3 separate regions of the Homo sapiens genome follow, and regions 2 and 3 are each linked to region 1. A link is an interaction called in ENCODE POLR2A ChIA-PET data of the cell type or tissue named here. Cell type or tissue: CD4-positive, alpha-beta T cell. All regions are shown on one strand. Links, peaks and the distances in the headings refer to the core of each region. The heading gives the core; the rest is flanking DNA.

Region 1 (7,717 bases), core at 1,871-6,870:
ACACAACTAGGGATGGGAGAAATTGTTTTAAAACTGTCTTCCATAAAGGAGTCCTTACAGACACACAAACGAAATTTAAAAGCAAGGACAATTTTTGGCCTGGCACAGTGGCTCACGCCTGCAATCCCAACACTTTGGGAGGCCGACGTGGGTGGATCGCGAGATCAGGAGATCGAGACCATCCTGGCTAACACAGTAAAACCCCATCTCTACTAAAAATACAAAAAAAATTAGCCAGGCGTGGTGGCGGGCGCCTGTAGTCCCAGCTACTCAGGAGGCTGAGGCAGGAGAATGGCGTGAACCCGGAAGGCGGAGCTTACAGTGTGCCAAGATCGCGCCACTGCACTCCAGCCTGGGTGACAGAGCGAGACTTTGTCTCAAAAAAAAAAAAAAAATCAAGGACAATTTTCATATAAAGAATAGCACTATGTACACTAAGACTAAAGGAGACAGTATAGAATGGTGCCTCAGTGTACTAGCTCTGGGACCAGATAGGCTGAGTTGAAGCTCTGTGGATCTTGGGCAAATTATTTAACCTCCTTATCCCTCAACTTTTCACCTATAAAAGCCAATGATGAAGCTATCAACTACCACCTAAGATCCTTGTTAGGATTAATAAATTAATACCCATAAGGAACTGAGGACAAGTACTAAATATGAGCTTTTAAAGATAGAGGTGGTAGAGCAAGATTGGCTGATTGGGCCAACAACCCATCACCTGTTTTGTAAGCAAAGTTTTATAGGAACACTCATTTGCTGTGGTTTAGATGTGGTGTGATCTCCACCAAAACTCATGATGACATTTGATGCCCAATGCAGCAGTGCTGGGAGGTGGGAAGTAGTGAGAGGTGTTGGGGTTATGTCCATGGAGCTCACATGAATAGACTAATGCCCTCCCACAGGGGTGAGTGAGTTCTCGCTCTCACAGGAATGGACTAGTTTCTCCAAGAGCGGGTTGTTAAAAAGAGCCTGGCTTGGCCGAGTGCGGTGGCTCATGCCTGTAATCCCAGCACTGTGGGAGGCTGAGACCGGTGGATCACAAGGTCAGGAGATCAAGACCATCCTGGCTAACATGGTGAAACCCGGTCTCTACTAAAAATACAAAAAAATTAGCTGGGCATGGTGGCAGGTGCCTGTAGTCCCAGCTACTTGGGAGGCTGAGGCAGGAGAATGGCGTGAACCCGGGAGGCGGAGCTTACAGTGAGCCAAGATTGCGCCACTGCACTCTAGCCTGGGCGACAGAGCAAGACTCCGTCTCAAAAAAAAAAAAAAAAAAAAAAAGAGCCTTGCTCTGTCTCTAGTTTCTTCTCTTACCGTGTAATCTCTTTGCACACACCTGCTCCCCTTCCTCTTTCCACCATGAGTGGAAGCAGTAAGAGTCTTCATCAGATGCAGTTGCCCAATCTTGAAGCTTCCAGTCACCAGAATTGTGTGCCAAATAAACCTCTTTTCTTTATAAATTACCCAGCTTCAGATATTCTATTATAGCAACACTAAACCACTTGTGTGCATATTATCTACGGCTGTTTTGTGCTACAGTGGCAGAGCTGAACAGATGCAAGCCTAAAACAGATACTCTCTGGCCCTATACAGAAAAATGTTGTGACTCCTATGATAGAGTATAAAATCATGGATTTCAAAATCCAGTTTTCAGGAGTTGAAGGTTTCACATAGGCGACTTAACCTTCAATTTTTTAAAACTAGGTCTAAGCCCTCTTAAAATTGTGAAGAGCAAATATGTACTCTCAAATATGTTGTAAATCATCCTGTAACGCCACTGAGGTCACTATCATTCTAATTTGAACAGTCAGACTAAGAGGATTTTGTGCAGACTTTGGAATAAACCCTTCAAATAACGTTGGGAATATATTTAAAGTACCTGTAAAAGCATCATGGTTTATGAAGCCTGTAACTCTGCCCTGATCTTTCTCAAATGTTCTGGGCTGCACATGTCCACTCCCATAAATTCATGCAAGCAAATGCACAGGCACAAAACATGCAAGACATCAGCACCTAAATGGCAGGTGAAGAACAGATGTATCTGCTCAGAGTGGGCACAAGAGAACAAATAACAGGATGTTCAGAGAGAATATTGTTACCAGTTGAGTTATGGCTAACATATTTGTCCATTTTCTTAGTCCATTTTCTGTTGCTATAACAGAATACTACAGAGTGGGTGATTTATAAAGAATAGAAGTCTATATGGCTTATGTTTCTGGAGGCTGGGAAGTGTAAGAGCACATCACTGGCATCTAGTGAGGCCCTTCTTACTGTGTCATAACATGGTGGAGGGCATCACACAGCAAGAGGGCAAGAGTATGTCAACTCAGGTCTCTCTTCCTCTTCTTATAAAGCTACTAGTCCTCTCAATGGGGCCCCACCCTGATAACCTCATCTAATCCTGATTACCATCCAAAGGCCCTGCCTCCAAATACTATCAACATAAATTTGGGGATTAGGTTTCCAACGCATGAACTTCTGGGAGACAGATTCAAACCATAGCAGTGCTCATTACACCAACAACAACTCAATGAGATAAACATTATTTTTATTTATTTATTTATTTATTTATTTATTTATTTATTTATTTTGGAGACGAGGGTCTCGCTCTGTCGCCCAGGCTGGAGTGCAGTGGTGCAATCTCGGCTCACTGCAACCTCCACCACCCAGGTTCAAGTGATTCTCCTGTCTCAGCCTCCTGAGTAACGGGGATTACAGGCGCATACCATAACGCCCGGCTAGTTTTTTGTATTTTAGTAGAGACGGGGTTTCACCATGTTGCCCAGGCCGGTCTCGAACTGCTGAGCTCAGGCAATCTGCCCACCTCAGCCTCCCAAAGTGCTAGGATTACAGGCGTGAGCCACCGTGCCTGGCCAACATTATTATAATCTCCATTTTACATGAAAGAAAACCAAGGTTTAAAGAGGTTATGTAACTTGCCCAATGTCTCACAGCTGTTAAGTGGTAAAGCCAGGGTTTGAACAGGCAGTCTAGCACCAAAGCAATCCTCTAACTCAAGTGTCAACAACAAATGTTTTTTTAAATGGTCGCCAGATAGTATTTTCACCTTTGCAGGCCACACAGTCTCTGTTACAAATATTCAATTCTGCTGTTGTAGGGAAAAGCAGTCATAGATGATATCTAAATAAATGAGTGTGGATGTGTTCTAATAAAACTTTACTGACAAAAACAGGTGGCTGGCTGGATTTGGCCCACTGGCTGTGGTTTGCCTACTTGTGCTCTAACCACTAATGTAGACTGTTTCTAATAATGTCTATCAGGTGACTGAAATATGTCTGAGCACACAATAGGAGTGGAATAAATAATCATTAATATTATTGACTACCATTATGAAAATAAGAACAATTGCATGCCTTTGATTGCACTAAACAGTCAACTCAAGCTGTCTTTATTTTTTTTTTTTTTATAGCTACATTCATTTCTGAGCTGAAAGGCTTCTTCATGTAATTTCATCTTGCCGCCATCCAAGAGGGGGATGCTACAACACAATCCTCCTCTCCGATGGGATTTTAGTCAATCACATCTACAATACAGCTTGACCTCTGCTTTCAACTGGGGCAGGCGTGGACGCTGGGGATGGCTCCTGGGTCACAGCACAGCAAGCTGCTGCCATGCTCAAGGCAGTAATCAGCTCACGGATTTCAGCCCAACTCCTGGGGGCTGGAGATGCCAAAATGTGCCCCAAACTACCTGTCAGCAATTAGGAGCCCAGGAAACAGGGACTAGGCTTGCCTGATGGGAAGACATTTAAAGCATCAGAAAGGCTGACAATCCTCACGTAAGGGTGGGCCTGGTGTGGGGGTGGCAAAAGGGCGACTCATAAACCACCAAATGACAGAGTCCAAATTGCTCCATAATGATGATGCGATGCATCCCTTGACACCAGGGATGAAGTCGGACCACATGTAACAGAAGCCAACAGAAATTGAGAAAAGCTCGGTGTCAGATGAAAAGCAGTGATCAGTCTCGACAGGATCTGTTCTACTCCATTTTACCCGGTGCACGTTCTGGAAGCAAACACCCGCCAGCAGTGTATTCTTTTTCCCCCAAAGTTCAACGGGTGAGATGTGAACACAGGCAGTAAAAAGCCCTGAATGTCTGTGGCTTGTAGGGGTCGTAATTCTTTCTCACAAAGTTACCTTTCCTGTTTCTATGAATTACTCTTACATTCTTGTAAGAGATATGGTTTGAGGTATTTATGGTGCATTCAATTCAGCTATCATTGATTTATTGAACGAAACCAGCTCGGGGATATGATGGAAAGGCCCCAATTCCAAAAACTCTTACATCTCCGCACGAAGAGCATTTTCTGCCCTGTTGGCCTCCTGCAGATGACCAGCCGAGATAAACAGAGGGCACCCACTCTCTGTTGCAATGTGCATGGTGATGTGAAGGAATCAATCAGACAAAAGCAGATTATTACAGTGTCTGCGAGAGATCAAACAGTGCTGGCATTCGCACCCACACACGCCTGATTTACAGGCGAGCTGATAAAGTGCTGCAGCTCACTGTCAGGAGAACATGACAACTCCTTGAGCTTGTGGATAAATTATTGCTGAAGCCCATGATAACATTTCTCCACCTAGCAACCAAACATAACAGGATGTGGCTTTTAGTACGAGGAGCCAAATGATACAAAGACAAGACGCCCAGGAGCTCTCAGAGCTCTGAAGGCACATTCTAAGATGCAATTGTGAAATCGCAGCCTCGTGAAAACACATGTGAAATCTATTTTGTAATTAATAACCATGCAGAGGATACCCAGACCTTTCCTATCCATGCAGATGCAAAGAAGAATGTGCCCTCTTTTATGATGAATATTGCTGGAGCCAAAAGTTATCTCCCTCTGAGCTCTGTGCCTGGGACTGTGCTGCTTTATGTGAATCCAAGTGGGGCCCCAAAGTGTGGAACCTGTCCTGTATACCTGCTGATAAGTGCAGTCAACTTGGAGTCAGCTGGGCCCATAGAATAAAACAACATTGAATCCCACAGTGAGAAAAATTGCCCCCTTTCTGGTTCTTTATTGACTTTCCCAATAACATCAAGGAGGGCTGCAGTGTGGCACTAGTATGTCTCAAACACCCTCTAAAAGTGAAAAATGTATTTTTTAAACAAAGAAAGGGAGACTGTGTCTAGCTAGAATTTGTAAAAACCAACATTGTTTAGCTTTCACAATTTTCATTCAAGTCACCATCTTTTCCATGTGACATTGTTTTCCAACTAATGGAGGTGATATCCAGTGTCTGTTTAAAACAAATTTACTTGAGACATGAACCGTATGAGGGCAGGAACTTTTGCCCTATTTGTAAACTGCTAGACCCTCGAAACCTCAACAGTTTCTAGAAAATAGACTGTCAATAAATATTTATCTAATGAAATTTATTAAACGAAAATATCAAGTAAGTGATAGTAGAAATGGTGCCAACGTAGCAGGATTTGTGATGAGCGCACAAGATGAGATAGAAACATAGCAAAATACGTGAAAGTGGTACTCAAACAATTAGTGTTGACGAATGGGACAAATGCTCCTTTGATGTTCTTTGTAAGCCTATGAGGCAGGAACTATTATTTACTTTTCAGGTAAGGAAAATGATACTCAAAGATATTAGGTAACTCATTCAGAACCACAAGCCTCTATGTGGCCGAATATGAATTCAGCCTGAGCACCTAGTCTTAGAGGTAAGCTCTGAGGTGCTCCATTCAACTTCTTCCCTCTCACCTAAAGAACTACATTGTGAAGTATCTGCTATTGCCCCCTCTTCACATGAAAGAAAACTGACTTTAATGAACCTGCCCAACATCATGCGGTGATCACGGGCTGGGATTCAAACCCAGGACTGCTTGGCTGACGGCTTCCACTAGGCTATTCTGTCCTCAAAGAAACTTGCCCCAAATGATCATACAAGCAGCTAGAAATTAGATTTTAACTGGTATCTAATTAAAACTCTGGGTCACACCTACCTTGAGTGCTCTAAATGTGTTCCAGAGAACAGAAACATCATTTGATCAATAAAACAGAAAATTAGCTCAGCACCTAAATGCATTTGAGACACTGCTTATAATTGCCAAGAACAGTGGCCAAAGGTAAAAGCAACTTCAGTCATGCTTGTTTTACAAACACACAAATAGCCACTGGTACAAAAGGGAAAACTTAGTCCTTTCCTTACCTTTTATCTGCAGGTACCAAGATAAGCAGCTATTATTGGTAATGAGGAAGGAACCATGCTACAGCTCCTTGGGAGGGGAAAAACGAGCAAAGGAACTAAGAATCCCATTAAAGTATAATCTTCAATTTTAAAAAAGCATGACTCTCCTACAAATATACAATGAATACATGTCAAAAATTTTATTTAATTCATTAATTAATGAAGAAACAAACATAATGGTAAGGTTGGTTAAAAGGAGAAATTGAGGAATGAGGATTTATATCGTAAGTTGGCCAAAAGGATGCAGAAATAAATGTGCTAACAGAGTCAAAACTGGGTAATGTTGTATAGGGTCACTAAACTATCACCAAGAGGAGTTATTTTTCTCCAAGACAGAAAACATAGTTAACATACAACTTAAAGTATCTGGTTCTAACCAAATAGCAAATTGCAGCTAAACACAGGTGCATTCTTCTATATAATCAATCTTGGGTGAATTTTTTCAACACTCACACTGAAAGGACATGGACTCATTCTCAGCTTTATTTGCAAGTTTTGGATAATTTTTTAAATCATTTCATCAAGTTTTCACTATTATTTCTGCTGTCTTTGTGTGTATAGGAATGTAGTGCCCCACTAAAATTCTGATTCAATAGATTTGCAATGGGGCCTCAGAAAGTGTATTTTAAGAAGCTCCCAATGTGATTCTATTGCTGATAGTCTATAATCATATTAAGAAATAACCAGTTAAGGCCAGGCGCAGTGGCTCATGCCTGTAATCCCAGCACTTTGGGAGGCCGAGGAGGGTGGATGACGAGGTCAAGAGATTGAGACCATCCTAGCCAACACAGTGAAACCCCATCTCTACTAAAAATACAAAAAAATTGGCCAGGCATGGTGACATGTGCCTGTAGTCCCAGCTACTCAGGAGGCTGAGGCAGGAGAATTGCTTGAACCCAGGAGGCAGAGGTTGCAGTAAGCTGAGATCGTGCCACTGCACTCCAGCCTGGGAGACAGAGCAAGATTCCATCTCAAAAAAAAAAAAAGAAAAAAGAAAGAAAGGAAGAACCAGTTAAAGTGATTTAAATTATAACTTTTGGCAAGTGACTCAATGAAAGATGCTTTCATTTGCAAGAAATGAAAACTTAGACAAACTGGTTTCAAGAAGGAAAAAACTTTAACATCATAAAGATAAGAGGTAATGGGGGCTCTGGGGTAGTAGATTCAGTAGCTTAGGGATGTCTATATTAGCGAGGTAGACTCCGCCCTCCCTCTACATCTTCCTGGAGCTATTGGCAAGATGGCTGTAGCAACTGCATGTGTCACTTCCTGGCCCAATATATAGGGAAAGAAGGGAGACTTCCTCTTACTGTGCAGTCTCTCTTCGCAACACTTTCCCAGAAAACCCCAATCCCAGTAGATCTCCCTCCACAACTCATTAGCCAGGATTTACCAAGTGGTCATTCCCCCAAGCCAGTCACTGGCAAGGGGAATCTGAATGGGAATTCTTGACACCAATCAGGGTGTACTGAAAAACTGGAGTGGGGTTG
Region 2 (7,717 bases), core at 1,832-6,831, 64 kb after region 1:
AGTAACTAATTTCCTCATAAGAGGCATTTTGGATTGTTATATTTGTTTGCCTCTGGAAAACTTATAAAAGCAAAAGTGGATATACATGGTCTAACGACAAGAGAAAAAGTCAAATCCTGAATTCCGGTCTCTCAGAAATAGGATCCAGACTGAGCTTCCCCTCTGTTCACTGCCAGCTTTGCAAGATGTCCACTATGTGGGTATGGCCAGCAGAGGCCTGGTGAAGTAAGGAATATCCTTGGACAGAAGTCAAGATCTTAAGGAGAAAAGCTTGCCATTCTAAGCGTAGCTTGGTTAGTGAGGGCAGGGGAAATTCCAAATACATAATGATACTGACATTCCCAGTTGCTCCAAAGTCAAACCCCTACACGCTCATGTCTGGAGTCAAGAGAAAGCTATAAGGAAAAAAAAAAAGAGCTGTTTGGCTAAGAACTCATTTAGATTTGATCACAAGCAAAATAGACTGGTACCAACAGAGACATACAGGAAAGAGGGGTATGGAGTGGCTTACTCTCCCAATTTGTAGTTGAGTATTAACAAATCACCAGCATTTCAGGATGGAAGTGCATGCAAAACAGGGCCCAGTGAGAGGTGGTGGTCCCCAAGAAAAGCAGTGATGAAACCAGGGCAGGGGAAGGAGGACAAAATGGCCAAGAGACTGACAACCACATCTGTTCATGAGCAGATGAAAAACACCCAACCAGGGAACATGGAGGGCTATGCACCGGTTGACTGTGGGAGGGAGCTGGGTTCTGCAATTACAGGGAATGCAGTCTATTAGCCACGCTCTTCTGGTTGAATATAATAGAAACACAACTCAAAATGTCTTAGCAGAAAATAAAAACAACAAAAAAGGAAATGTCCTGACTCATGTCATCAAGTTTAAGGGTTACAACTTTCAGGCGCTGCTGGTGCTCAAACAACACCGTCAAGCAGCTCTGCTGGTGATCCCTGGTCTTGGCTGCATTCTCTAAGTTAGCACTGAACGTGAGCATTTATATTTTCAAAGCTATCAAACGAACCCAGCACAATTAAAAAGAGCACTCTTGGCTGGGTAATTCCAAAATCCGTAATAGAATTGAGTGTTACTGGGTTGAGGGACGTCATGTGTCTGTTTCTGAAGTAACCCCTGTGGCCAAGAGGGTAGAACTGACTAATTGGCTAGACCTGGATTATGCACCCATCCCTGGAGTCAGGCACAGGAGGTCAGCCCCATCATTTAGACACAGACAGAAAGTGGGGAAAAAGGGGTTCCCAGAGGAAAGCCGAGCTGCTGATATCAGAAGAAGGGAAAACAGATGCTGGCCAGGCAGCAACAACAGATTTCCTCTCTGGAGTAAGAGCCAGTTTAACCCAACAGGAGTTCAAGCTCATTCCCCCACACAGGACTGGTCGTCAGGCTAACAATGGCTGGCAGTCTGCCCTCCACAGCCTCTCAACTCTCCTTTCCTTTGTTTCTCTGCACAACTTCACACCATGCGTTCAGGGTCTCTCATGCTGACTCTGGCCTACAGCCTCATATCAAGGAAATACATCAGGTAAAAGCATTTGCTCTATGATGTTAATAGTAATATGTAAACTCATCCCAGGGTGTCTTGCACAACATGGAGGCATCTCCAATGTCCATTCCAACTTCACCTGTGATGCACAGTCTGAGGAGTTTCGGGATGACCTCAGCTACTAATATAAAGGTTAAATTAGGGGGAGAACACTTCCCCAAAAGGAAACTGTGGCATTTTTAGAAAGGGGATATGGGCACAGAGTTGTCCAGAAATAATGAATCTTACTCTATATTCAAAGCTATTAATAACGTGGTGGCTCACGCCTGTAATCCCAGCACTTTGGGAGGCCAAGGCAGATGGATCACTAGAGCCCCGGAGTTCAAGACCAGCCTGGGTAACATGGTGAAACTCATCTCTACAAAAAATATAAAAATTAGCCAGGTATGGTGTTGCACGCCTGTAGTCTCAGCTACTTGAGAGGCTGAGGCAGGAGGATTGTTTGAGCCCAGAAGGTCAAGTCTGCAGTGAGCCATCATCGCACTACTGCACTCCAGCCTGGGTGACAGAGCAAGACCTTGTCTCAAAAAAATTAAAAAATGAACAAACAAAAAACTATTAACAGTGTTAATAGTAATAAAGGATGACTTCTTATTTCTACATTTTACTTTTAATTTTTTTTAATTTTTCAAAAACATGCATTCATTCCAATATTATATAAAAGGAAAAACATAGTACATTTTAGATAACATTATCCTCTTTCAGCACTGATTGTTTTCATCAGTAAGATTGTATTCTAAGCAAAAATTTTCAAGTTCAGAGGAAATGATACCACTGGCTTGACATCCTGGAATTTGACCATCTATTCCAAAGTTATTTGAATGCCTCTGGCAATAATATCTTGCAAAAAAAAAGATTCTATGACATTTCTTTTTTCTAAACCACATCAGATTTTTGCAGAAGATGGGACACAAATTATGAATAAATCAATCAATATTTGTTTCTCCTGTTCTTCTGAGAGCCTGTCCTGGTTCTATTTTCTAGGGTTCATTGGAAATAAGTTCTTTAGGGGAAATCTCATGGTGTCTGGGATCTTTTTTTATTTCTTCATTTCCTTTCTTGTTAAGCCATATTACTCATAATGGCAGAGTGCTAGCTGACTATATAAATTTGCCCCTTTCTGTTTATCCTGTAGTTGCCTGTCAAAGCAAATAAGCCTGTTTTGCATTAGAGCTTGGAAATTAAATTGTGGGAGAGTAAGTCCCTCTAGTTAAGGTAAACCAGAGTGGTGTGAGTTCATACCCAAAGGAACAAGAAGCAGAACATCTGTATCTGTGGCAATTAGGCGACCTCGGAGTAGGAAGTGAAAATTTTTCCAAAGCACATTTATATACCCAGTGTAGCCAATCAGTTTTCTAAATATAAAAGCATCTGTTTTTAACCATCTTACCTTATCAAGACTGTGGCTGTAAAAGTTAATTCTCACTGATGCCATTCTCATAACTAAGAAGAAAATCTCACTTCCTACTTACTTCCTCTACCACTGTGTCATAACTTTAAATGGAATCCAAATCACTAAGAGTTTCTCTCTTAAAATATAGAAGCACAGAAAAAAGTGCTTCTGATTATGGCTCTATGTTCTTAACCCTGAACACCACTTCCATATTTTCTGGAACACTTTACATTTATCACGAGTTAATAGTAGTAAATATTATTGAGTGCTTGCTATGAACTTTCAATTGCTAGGCCCTTGATATACATTACCTTTTTTAATCCATACAACTCTAAGCGGTTAGCATTTTATGCTTATCTTACAAACACCAAAATTGAGTTTCAGTTAAGTAACTTTTCAAGTGGAATTCATCCATTTTTTTAAATATACATTAAAATAAATATATAACTCTGAAAATAAAAAAGCACTTCATCCATGTACTGTGTGAAACTTATCTCTTACTACTTGTTGTATATGTACCTCAGATTTTGAAAATTTTAAGGGAAAAGATTTTTTTGATCTACTGAATGCCTTGATGTGCCCACTCCTGCATGTGTGCATTCCAAACGGTTAATTGCATTTGAGCTACACAAATGGAATTATTAAGTTGTATTACTAAGACCAAACGCAAGCAATGGGCAGTGCTCAAACTTGGACCCAGGTCTCTCTGAGGAAGATATGGAAGCCAGCATTAATCCATAGGCTGGAACTCAGGTGTATACATTACAATCCCAGCTCCACCACTCACTAGCTGTGTGACCTTAGACAAATTAGTGAAATTCACCTTTGATTTCTTATAGCAGTAGATCCTACCTTGTATTGGCACCATTCCTCTAAAGATTAAATGAGGTAAAGCACATAGAGGCAGGGTCTGGTGCATGGCTGGTTCTTATGGTAGTCAGCCTCCAAGATGGCCCAGGTGATTCTAGCCTCCCAGTAATCATATTCTTGTATACACCCCTCTCCCACTAAATAGGACTGAACTGTGTAGAAAACTGTGGAGGTGACAGTGGTGTGATTTCTGAGACCAGTTCATAAAACACTTTTTAGCTTATGCCATGGTCTCTTAGCTCACTCTGGAGGAAGCCATCCATCATGCCATGAAGATACTCAGGCAGACTTCTGAAAAGGCCCATGTGGAGAAGAACTGAGGCCTCCTGCCAAGAGCCAGCACCAGCATGCTGGCCCCCTTCTTGGAAGAGTGAGCCTTCTTGGAACTGGATCCCCCAATCCACCATAATCGACCCTTCAGATGACAGTGACCCCAGTTGACACTTGCACAGCAATCTCATGAGAGACCTCAAACCTGAACTACCAGCTAAGCCACTTCTGAATCCTAGACTCACATAAACTGTGAGGTAATAAATGTTTACTGTTGTTTTAAGCCATGAAGGTTTGAAATGATTTGTTACGCAACAACAGACAACTAATGCAGTGCTCCAACAAACAGCATGTTCTTTACCAAAAAGCATCTTTCCACAAAGCAAAGACCTTTACAATAAACTTTAAGCTTTCTAGAACAGAGTAGGAGATGCAAATAATGGGATTTTTTTTTTTTTTTTTTTTTTAGGTTTGGGGGTTTTGAGTGGTACTATTCAGGTGACCACATGCCTGCACACAGGATCATATCCATTGAGAAGTTCCAAATTCCATTACTAACACCACCAGTTTGGACACCCACCCTAATACAACTACAAATCAGCAAACTAGTTTGCATTTTCAATATCCATCTGCAGATCCCAAATATGCCATCTTTCCCCCATGATTTCCACCATTCACTGCCTTGTTTCTTTTCTTCTGATTTCTCCCAGAAGCCCAAAGCAATGAAAGAAAAGCATGCAAAGCAGTATTTGCAGTGAAGAATCTGGTTTTTCCTATATGTTGTATCTTCCCCATTGGCAGCACGCAGCAACGGGCACAGAGGGAACAAGAACAGGATTAATAGTTTTGTATTAACAAGACTCACAGTAGTAGCAGTGTTAGCAGTCACATCAAAATAAATCACTATCTCATCAACCCATCCAAACACCCCAGTTTCTGTTGCCCTGTACAAAACGCGTCATCTACTGTTCCAGGAAAAGTTTTGGAACTGCAGAGAAGTCCTTAGCTTTTTCCCCAGGTTCTAGTGATAAGTGGATCTACTTCTCTCCTACCCTGTCTTAAATTGGGGAAACATATACGAGTAAATGATAGAACTTCTAGATACTCTCTCCTAGATACTCTCTCTGCAGTCTACGCTATTGATGGGAATGTAGCTGGATACAACCATCTTAGAGATGATTTAGTGACATAATGATATTGTATTAACCACTCATTTCACACTGACTTTGAACTCAAGCATTTGTCAGATGCAATCCCACTGTAGCATCAGGGATCATGAGAGCAATACCAGGGACACAAAAATGATGGGGCTGAGCAATAAGTGCCAACTTAGAAAAACAGGTCGCCATATTCTATTTTAAAGGACAGTGTGTCAAACTTAAAGCAAATACATGTTGAGCACCTACTGTATGCCAGGCTCTGTGCTCAGTTGCATTTGCATACATTATTATCCTTGCAATCCTCAGAGCAAACAAATCTATTGGCACGCGTTATACTTATGCAGAACAGCATAAACTAAGGGTTGGAAAACCCTTTCGCCCAGGAACCAAATCTAGCCTGCTTCCTGTGTTTTAAATAAGTTATATTGTAATGCAGCCACATCCACATGTTACACATTGTCTATGGATGCATTTGCACTACAACAGCAGAGTTGAGTTTGCAACAGAGACAGTATGGCCCATGCTATGAACTAAATTTTGTTCACCAAAAATTCTTATGTTGAAGCCCTAACCCCCACCCCAAATATGACCATATCTGCAGACAGGGTCTTTAGGCGAATTAAGATTTAATGAGGTCATAAGGGTGAGGCCTTAATCCAATAGGACCATGGCCTTATATTTTTAAAAAAGAAAATGATCGATCTCTCTCTCTCTTTCTCTCTCCACCCGCCCACCCCCTCAACATCACCCCTGCCAGGAGAATACATAGCAAGAAGGCTGCTGTCTGCAAGCCCAGAAGAGAGCCCTCACCAAAACTCCACCATAATGGTCCCCTGATCTCAGACTTCCAGACTCCAAAACTGTGAGAAAAGGAATCTCTGTTGCTTAAGCCACCCAGTCTATGGTATTCTATTATGGCAGCCCTAGCTGATTAATATAGCCCACAAAACCTACAATATTTACCATTGAGTCCTTTACTGAACAAATTTGCAGAGCCTTGGAAGCTTTTCAAGCAAGCCAGAAGCCCTTGAGAATTCTCCACTCACTCTCTACTCACCATTGGGAAACCTATAGATCTCTTAACATAGGGTGGTTTGATTTGAAAATGCCTAAATATATAACTACTCATTTTCCTTTTACTTTTTTCTTTAGTCCATGGCAGTTCCAAAAAATATGGTGAGCATAACAGGGATCTTGAATGGAACATTGAACTTCTGGTTCCCAAGCCCACCATCCCGTCTCAGCCAGTTACTTCATCTTTCCAGCTCTCAAGCAAAAATCCCTGGTGTCTTCCTTGACCCCATGTTCTCTCTCAACCTACCCTCACCCCTCCAATCCATCTGCAATCAAATCTCCCTCCAAAGTAGATTTGTAATTTAACCTCTTCTCACACAGCTGCTGCTACCTCCCATTCCATCCCCAACAGAGCTCCCTGATGCTACTCTTGACCCTTTTGGTCCATTCTTTACAGGGAACTGGTGTTTTCTGTTCAGCCATAAGTCAGATCATGCCACTCCTCTTCTCAAAGCCTCCCATGGGCCCCACAGCACACTCAGTAAAAAGTAAAGTCCTACACCACCTGCCCCATCCACTCCTCCCTGACTGCATCTCCAGCTAATCTCCCTCATGCTCCATCAGCTGACCTCTAACTGTTCCTCAAACACACAAGGCACCTTCCTTCTACCAAGAATTCTGGTCCCTCAGCTATCCACATGGGTCTCTTCATTCTGCCTTCACATCTCTGTCACCTTCCTGATGAGTTCTTCCATGACAACGCTATTTATAATTGCAGTCTCCCCAGCAGCACAGCGACCACCTGGAACTGCTAACTAAGTGAACTGGAGCAAGTCATCCCCTCACTCAGACTCTGACCCATAATACAAGAGGGAAAACAACTATATCAGAGGATTACTTCGAGGAACAAACAAGATAATGCAAGTATACTTATTCTATGAACTATAAATCTCTAAGCCAGGGGTCAGCAAATGTCTTCTGCAAAGGGCCAGATAGTAAATATTTTAGGTCTTATGAGTCGTAGGGTCTCTTTTACAACTAAATTCAGCCACTGTCACCACTGCAGCATGGAAGAAGCCATAGACAATACTTCATGAACGGACATGGCTGTGTGCCAATAAAACTTTATCAAGTGGTGGGCCAGATTTCGCCACGGGCTATATGTAGCATACAGATCCCTGCTCTAAATCATTACTTACTGTTATTATTGGTAATGATAAAAATATACATGAAGATCTTAAATGCCCAGGAATACAAAACGTACTCTGTATCAGTTGTGTGTGTGTGTGTGTGTGTGTGTGTGTGTGTGTGTGTGTGTGTATTTATAGTGTGTGTGTGTATATATATAGTTTGTTTTCTCCTGGTCGAACATAAACTCCAGGGGGAGCAGGTATCTTATTTCCTGTGTGCCTTGCATACTGTTCCAACTTTAGCACCAAAAACAGCACATA
Region 3 (7,717 bases), core at 1,392-6,391, 100 kb before region 1:
CTTATGAGACCAGGTTGAAAAGTCAGAGCCTGGAGCAAACATTATGTAGGGGAAAAATATATTTTAAAATCTCTTTAGAAAGTCCCATGGTGCAGATGGACAGACTGTTTCTCAATGAGTCAATCACAACTAGTTTTTCTTCTTGTGTTGGAAAAATCACTATGCCATTAGTTAAGCACATTATAAAGTAGTTGGTTTGTATTTCAGGACCACATTGCATGAAAAATACAACGATGTTGGATGTTTAAATGCGAGGATGACACTCAACCACTCAACACGAGAAGATGTCCTATGAGAGGCACAGGCAACCTGAGGTTCACTGAGAAAATTCTAGCTTCCTTTCGCCTCTCACACTCCAGCTGGGGTCTGCATTTATTGAACAGAATGGCAGTGTTGGCCACTTAAATAACTCTTTCTCTCACTTTTTAAAACCTTGCATATAGTTAAATTCTCAAAAGTTAAACTCAGTATTTACTGTAACTTCTGTCTCCTTCAGTAGAGTCTACTTGACTGAAAGCTTCTAACACTTCACAGTGTCTGTACACAGCTAGTATTAAAAACATGAGTGAAGCTGGGCACAGTGGCTCATGCCTGTAATCCCAGCACTTTGGGAGGCCAACGTGGGCGGATCACTTGAGGCCAGGAGTTGGAGACCAGCCTGGCCAACATGGTGAAACCCCGTCTCTACCAAAAATACAAAAATTGGCTGAACATTGTGGCACACAACTATAATCCCAGCTACTCAGGAGGCTGAGGCAGAAGAATCACTTGAACATGGGAGGCGGAGACTGCAGTGAGTCGAGGTTGTGCCATGGCACTCAAGCCTGGATGACAAGCGAGACTCTGTCTCAAAAAAAAAAAAAAAAAAATATATATATATATATATACACACACACACACACACACACACACACATATGTATATGTATATATGGGTGTGTATACATATGTATATATGTATATATATATATATGAGTGAAGAAGTGAGGGAGAAAGAGAGGGAAAGAGAAATAGAAGCAAAAAAAATGGACACCAAACAAATTCATTCCTGGAAACTGTCTGGGGTTGAATTTCCTCAGGAGCAGACCCCAAGACAAGGATTTGAATGAAAGGTGATCCCAGGAATCATATTGAAAGGAGTAAGGAAGGGAGACAGGGGACAAAGGATGGAACACTTCCCTACAGGGCACATAGATAGGAGCAAGTGACTGCTGTTGGCAGCTGGGATTGAATCCTACAGAGGACTCTGGGGGCAGTACAGAACACAACTCCAAAGCCTCCTATATACGGGAAAGTAAGCTGAAATATTTATCCGCCAACCCCACTCACACGCAAAGGCCAACATTCTTATGGCAAGAGAAAGCCCTGCTGCTGAGAGTCACAGCTTTCCAGTAAGAAGCCATAGGCATGTTATCAGAAGTGTGAGATTGGGGGAATGTGGGTAGAACACAGACATCCATTGCCACAGAAGGAAGGATAGAGAATCGGAACATACTGGGATTCTGATTGTTTTCTTTGTAAAATAATTTTTTTAATGATTACATTTAACAGTGAGCATAAACTGTCACCTAAGTCTTCTTCATGAGCCACCTCTTATAATCTTTGGTTTTAAAGCCATTTTTGAAATTTAAAAAATATATTTGTAACATACTAATTTCACCCATATTTTAGATACATAAATATACATACTAAATAAAAAAATCTATATAATGCTTAATATATGATGTCTATATAATGTTTTACATATTTCCAGCAACTAGTTGCACAGTATTGTTGACCTTTAGCATCATATTTACAGTTAAATGTTTATACTAACCAGAATTTTTTATTAAAGCAAATTAAAATTTTGCAGTCTTGAAAAGAATGCTCCCTCCTTATCCACTAAAAAGTTATCATGATGAAATATTTGTTAAACTAAAGGTAAAAATTAAAGATCACAAGATCATGAGGAAGCAGGCTTTACTTTAAATTTTCACATACATGCCAACACTTCACTGTTATAAATAGAGAAGCTAGCAGAGAAGTTATATAACTCTGATTCAATGCCCTGGATTTGGGCAGCCTATTCTGAAATTGTAAAAACCAAAACGGAGATTCTTTTTCTACAACCAATGGAAAATGAATGTAGACATTTATGACTATGTTACATTTTTGCCCATGAGTATTTCTAGCCTGTTCATTGTCCCAAGCCCCAAATAAATATTTTGCCTACAAGATATTATGTAGATTGTTCATTGGAATACTAATTCCTCTCATTAAAATCCGAGTTGATGAGGGTCCAATGTGTCGCAAGGTTCAAAAAGGTACACTTTCCTTTAAGCAAAGGCTATGCGTAAATCCCAGATCTCTTTATTCGGCTGCTGGGAAGGGAATGGTGAGCTCACTGTCTCTGATCTATGCCCCGACCTTCGGCAGCCCTCTGTGACTCATTCCTTCATTCTCTGCCCTTGAGCTTCAGACCCCTGCCCTGAACTCTCACCGCCGCCATATGGACCCCTCCTTAAATAAATAATACCCATTTTTTTAAAATCCCAGAAGCTTTTGTTACTGTAAGGAATCTTATGGTGCTTTTCGTGGTAAAGCGTAGAATTGCCTCTATTGTGACGACTCTACAGAAACAGGATAGACTTGACCCAAAATGTGGTTCAGATGTCAAGACTCATGACACCACACAGAGACAAAGAGGGTGCGTACAAGCTTTGTGACTCACATAATAAGGCTTTCTGGAGAGAGCAGAGCAGACTTTCAAGCACATCCAAAATTTCTTGACAGAGCAGGGAAAGGACACTGACTTGGGGCTTTGATGGTGGTTAAGGGGTGGGCCCACATTAGGGTTCCCGTGATGCCTGGTTTAAACTTCCCACCGGCACCAAAGGAAGGATTGTCCGGGATTTCTTAACAGTTTCCCCAGATGTGGAACAGACAGGGAGGAAGGATGAATGAGGCCTAAAACCTGTCCATAAACATCAAACAACGGAGTCTGACTCTTTTTTAATGTATGCATTTTATTAGATAATTAGGTTAACTTCAGATTTGGCCTTCAAAACCAAGGCCAAAATAATTGTGCAGAATTAAAATATATTCAAGAATCCAGTCACAATTTAACTAGATCAGGCTTCAAAATGGAGATGATTTTGTTCCTTCAAATAACCTTCAGTTAGGAAGATCACATTCCTCCAATATGTGGAAAGGCAATAAATACTCTTTCTTCTCTCAGTCACTGAGGAATGCATTTTTTTTCTTTGTGTTCATTTATTTATTTATTTACAGACAGAGTCTTGCTCTATCACCCAGGCTGGACTGCAGTGGCTCCATCATGGCTTACTGCAGCCTCAACTTCCTGGGCTCAAGTGATCCTCCTACCTCAGCCTCCCAAGTAGCTTGGACTACAGGTGCATACCACCATGCCAACTATTTTTAATTTTCATGGAAACAGGTCTTGCCATGTTGCCCTGACTAGTCTGGAACTACTGGGCTCAAGCAATCCTTCCACCTTGGCCTCCCAAAGTGCTGGGATTCCAGGCATGAGCCACTCCTTCAGCCAACATTTTCTCCCTTAATGAGCCTAAAGTATTAGCAGGCATAGGGAAGGTCCTCTGAACAGCAGGGCACTTCCAAGGTGAGCCATGGAGATATGGGCAAGGCAGCAACTACTTACCTTGTCACTTGTAGGAGTTCTTTTGAGAAATCTCTATTCAGATCTTTTTTGCTGTTTTTCTTCCCTTCTCCTTTCCTTGGTTTCCCTTTTCCATGACACTTCTTTAGACCCCTTTACTCATCCTTAAAATCCTAATGCTCATCTCTGTAGAAACCAAGAAAAAACGACATCCCCAGGAGCACGAAATAAGTGCTGTGATTTGGATGCCAGTCACATGTCTCCTTCCTCTTGGCCAAAGGCTGTTCACTAAATAATCACCAGTTTCATGGATTTGGAATCAATAGGCCTGGCAACTTCACCAGACTGCTGTCCCCTCAACAAAGTCATGTGCAAGGAATATTCTGGAAATGGAGAAATGTCTCTTTTATCTTTGTTTTTAAATGTTTTATTTCCTTAGGTTTTGGGGGAACAGGTGATATTTGGTTAAATGAGTAAGTTCTTGAGTGGTGATTTGTGAGATTTTGGTGCACCCATCTCCTGAACAGTATACACTGAACTCAATTTGTATTCTTTTATCCCTCACCCCCTTCCCACCCTTTCCACCTGAGTCCCCAAAGTCCACTGTGTCATTCTTATGTCTTTGCATCATCATAGCTTAGCTCCCACTTATGAGTGAGAAGATAAGATGTCTGGTTTCCCATTCCTGAGTTACTTCACTTAGAATAATAGTCTCCAATTCTATCCAGGTTGCTGTGAATGCTATTCATTCATTCCTTTTTATGGCTCAGTAGCATTGCATCATATATATATATGTAATCACAGTTTCTTTATCCACTCGTTGATTGATGGGCATTTGTGTTGTTGATTCCAGGAAGTGGAGGCATGTCTTGAGCAGTATCCTTAGGATTTTTGGGGACCCTCATATGCTTTCCTACAGAATCTTTCCATTTTATCTGGACCTGATCTTCCTCACCCATGTGTCCCTGTCTCACTTCTAGAGTCAGACTCTTTATTACAGCTTCCCCATTACAGTCAAAATTCATATATTGACATAATAATCATCGTAGGTAATAAAACTTATGGTTATTACGGTATCTGCTACACACCAGATATGGCACCAACTATTTACATGCATCGTTTCATTGAATTCTCACCACAATCCTGAGAGCATCTTTGTTTGGGTTCTCCCCAAAGGAGAAACTTGAAGGATTTGAAAAGAAGCTCTTTATTTGGGAATGTAGGGCAGGAACATAGTGAAGGATTGGGAAATTGACTCAGGATGGGAGGAAAGCCAATAGAGGGTGTGTAACAAGCTAGTTACCCCTGGGGATGTCTGGAACTCACTCCAACGGAAGACCTTCTGGGAGACTGAGTGGAACATAGAATCATTCCCTGGGGGTGTGGGGGTGGTGAGGAGGCTGGGACGTTTATCTACCAGCTCCTCTTATCATTTGCAGATCACTCCTGGGGGTATCACCCCCAGCACTGCCAACTTGCCCACGTGCAGGTTGAGCTGCCTCTTACAGTCAGAGAAAGCCTTCAAGGAGGGAGACATTGGTGCTTGAAGTAAGAAGCTATTAGCAGGTATAGGGAATGTCCTCTGATCAGCAGGGCACTTCCAAGGTGAGCCACGGAGATACGGGCAAGGCGACTACCTGCCTGCAGACAGCAGCTCCTATTGTTCCCATTTTATGGATAAGAACATGAAAGCTCAGAGAGAGTAAATAATGTTTTCAGTGATCACACATGTAATAATTAAAGAGCTAGAACTAAAACACAGGTCACTTGACTCCTGAGTTGCATTCTCTTTTTTTTTTTAATTTTTAACTTTTGTGGGTACATAGTAGGTGTATATACTTATGGAGTGCATGAGATATTTTGATACAGGCATAGAATGCATGACAATCACATCAGGGTAAATGGGGTATTCATAACCTCAAGCATTTATTGTTTCTGTATGTTACAAATAATCCCACTACACTCTTTTAAAGTGTACAATAAATTATTATTAACTGTAGTCCCCCTGCTGTGCTATCAAATACTAGATTTTACTCATTCTAACTATATTTTTTGACTCATTAACTACCTCCCACCCTTCCCAGTCTGTGGTAACCATTTCTATTCCCTATCTCATTAGTTCAATTCCTTGAACTTTTTTATCTCCCACAAATAAGTGAAAACATGCTAAGTCTGTCTTTCTATACCTGGCTTATTTCACTTAACATAATGACATCTAGTTCCATCTATGTTGTTGCAATTGACAGGATTTCATTTTTTTATGGATGAATAGTATTCCATTGTGTACCACAATTTTCTTTATCCATTCATCTGCTGATGGACACTTGGGTTGCTTCCAAAGCTTAGCTATTGTGAATAGTGTTGCAATAAACATGAGAGTGCAGATATGTATCTCTTCAATATACTGATTTCTTTTCTTTTGGGTATAAACCCAGCAGTGGAATTGCAGAATCATGTGGTAGTTCTATTTTTAGTTTTTTGAGGAACCTCCATACTGTTCTCCATAGTGGTTGTACTAATTTACATTCCCACCAACTGTGTGTGAGGGTTCCCTCTCCTCTGCATCCTTGCCAGCGTTTGTTATTGCCTGTCTTTTGGATAAAAGCCATTTTTACTGGGGTGAGATGATATCTCATTGTGGTTTTAATTTTCATTTCTCTGATGATCAAGGATATTGAGCACCTTTTCATATACCTGTTTATCCTTTGTATGACTTCTTTTGAGAAATCTCTATTCAGACCTTTTACTCATTTTTAAATCAGGTCGTTGGATTTTTTCCAACAGAGTTGTTTGAGCTATTTATGTATTCTGGTTATTAATCCCTCGTCAGATGGGTAGTTTGCAAATATTTTCTTCCATTCTGTGGGTTGCCTTTTCACTTTGTTGATGATTTCCTTTGCTGTGCAGAAGCTTTTTAACTTGATGTTATCCCATTTGTCTATTTTTGCTTTGGTTGTCTGTGCTTGTGGGGTATTACTCAAGAAATCTTTGCCCAGTCCAACATCCTGGAGAGTTTCCTCAATGTTTTCTTTAAGTAGTTTCATAGTTTGAGGTTTTAGATTTAAGTCTTTAATTCATTTTATTTGGTTTTTGTATATGGCAAGAGATAGGGGTATAGTTTCATTCTGCTGCATATGGATATCCAGTTTTCACAGCACCACTTATTGAAGAGACTGTCCTCACCCCAGTGTATATTCTTGGCACCTCTGTCAAAAATGAGTTCACTGAAGACGCATGGATTTATTTCTGGGTTTTCTATTCTGTTCTATTGGTCTATGTGTCTTTATGTCAGTACCATGCTGCTTTTGTTACTATAGCTCCATAGGATAACTGGAAGTCAGGTAATGTGATTACTTCAGTTTTGTTCTTTTTTTCTCAGGATATATTTGACTATTATGGGTCTTTTGTAGTTCTCAATAAATTTTAGGATTTTTTTTTCTATTTCTGTGAAGAAAGTCATTGGTATTTTGATAGAGATTGCATTTAATCTGTAGATTGCTTTGGGTAGTGTGGACATTTTAACAATATTGATTCTGCCAATCTATGAAAACATGAAGTATATTTCCATTTTTTTGTTATCCTCTTTCTTTCATCAATGTTTTATACTTTTTATTATTGAGATCTTTCACTTTTTTTGTTTTCTTCCTATGTATTTTATTTTATTTGTGGCTATTGTAAATGAGATTGCTTTCTCAATTTCTTTTTCACATTGCTTGCTGTTGGCATATAGAAATACTACTGATTTTGTATGTTGATTTTGTATCCTGCAACTTTACTGATTTGTTTATCCACTCTAATAGTTTTTTGGTGGCGTCTTTAGGTTTTTCCAAATATAAGATTATATCATCTGCAAGCAAGGATTATTTAACTTCTTATTTTCAAATTTGATGCCTTTTATTTCTTTCTCTTATCTGATTGCCCTAGCTAGGACTTCCAGTACTTTGCTGAATAATTATAATAAAATTGGGCATCCTTGTTGTGTTCCAGATCTTAGATGAAAAGCTTTCAGTTTTTCCCCATTCAGTATGATATTATTATGTTGAGGTACGTTCCTCGTATACCCAGTTTTTTGAGGGTTTTTATCATAAAGAGATGTTGGATT

What was found. ChIA-PET counts read pairs that join two places held together with the same protein. Peaks named below come from ENCODE experiments on the same cell type or tissue, not always from the same donor. Only the 100,000 strongest peaks of a DNase experiment are listed, where the experiment ranks them.
Region 2: POLR2A ChIA-PET joins it to region 1 with 6 read pairs; 2 of 35 experiments call an interaction of 5 or more read pairs at or near these places.
Region 3: POLR2A ChIA-PET joins it to region 1 with 6 read pairs; 2 of 35 experiments call an interaction of 5 or more read pairs at or near these places.

The regions. Positions count from the first base shown.
Region 1 is chr20:52,407,242-52,414,958 of GRCh38, reverse strand. All of the region lies in intron 4 of LOC105372666 (a long non-coding RNA gene), which reads right to left. Among named protein-coding and RNA genes, the nearest start is that of LINC01524, 210 kb to the left of the region's middle. In CD4-positive, alpha-beta T cell, for the core only: no CTCF peak of the experiment used is centred there; a DNase peak (open chromatin) is centred at 4,588; H3K4me3 peaks cover 558 bases; H3K27ac peaks cover 4,250 bases.
Region 2 is chr20:52,343,649-52,351,365 of GRCh38, reverse strand. All of the region lies in intron 4 of LOC105372666 (a long non-coding RNA gene), which reads right to left. Among named protein-coding and RNA genes, the nearest start is that of ZFP64, 160 kb to the right of the region's middle. In CD4-positive, alpha-beta T cell, for the core only: no CTCF peak of the experiment used is centred there; no DNase peak of the experiment used is centred there.
Region 3 is chr20:52,507,552-52,515,268 of GRCh38, reverse strand. All of the region lies in intron 4 of LOC105372666 (a long non-coding RNA gene), which reads right to left. It also overlaps the pseudogene MRPS33P4. Among named protein-coding and RNA genes, the nearest start is that of LINC01524, 110 kb to the left of the region's middle. In CD4-positive, alpha-beta T cell, for the core only: no CTCF peak of the experiment used is centred there; no DNase peak of the experiment used is centred there; H3K27me3 peaks cover 32 bases.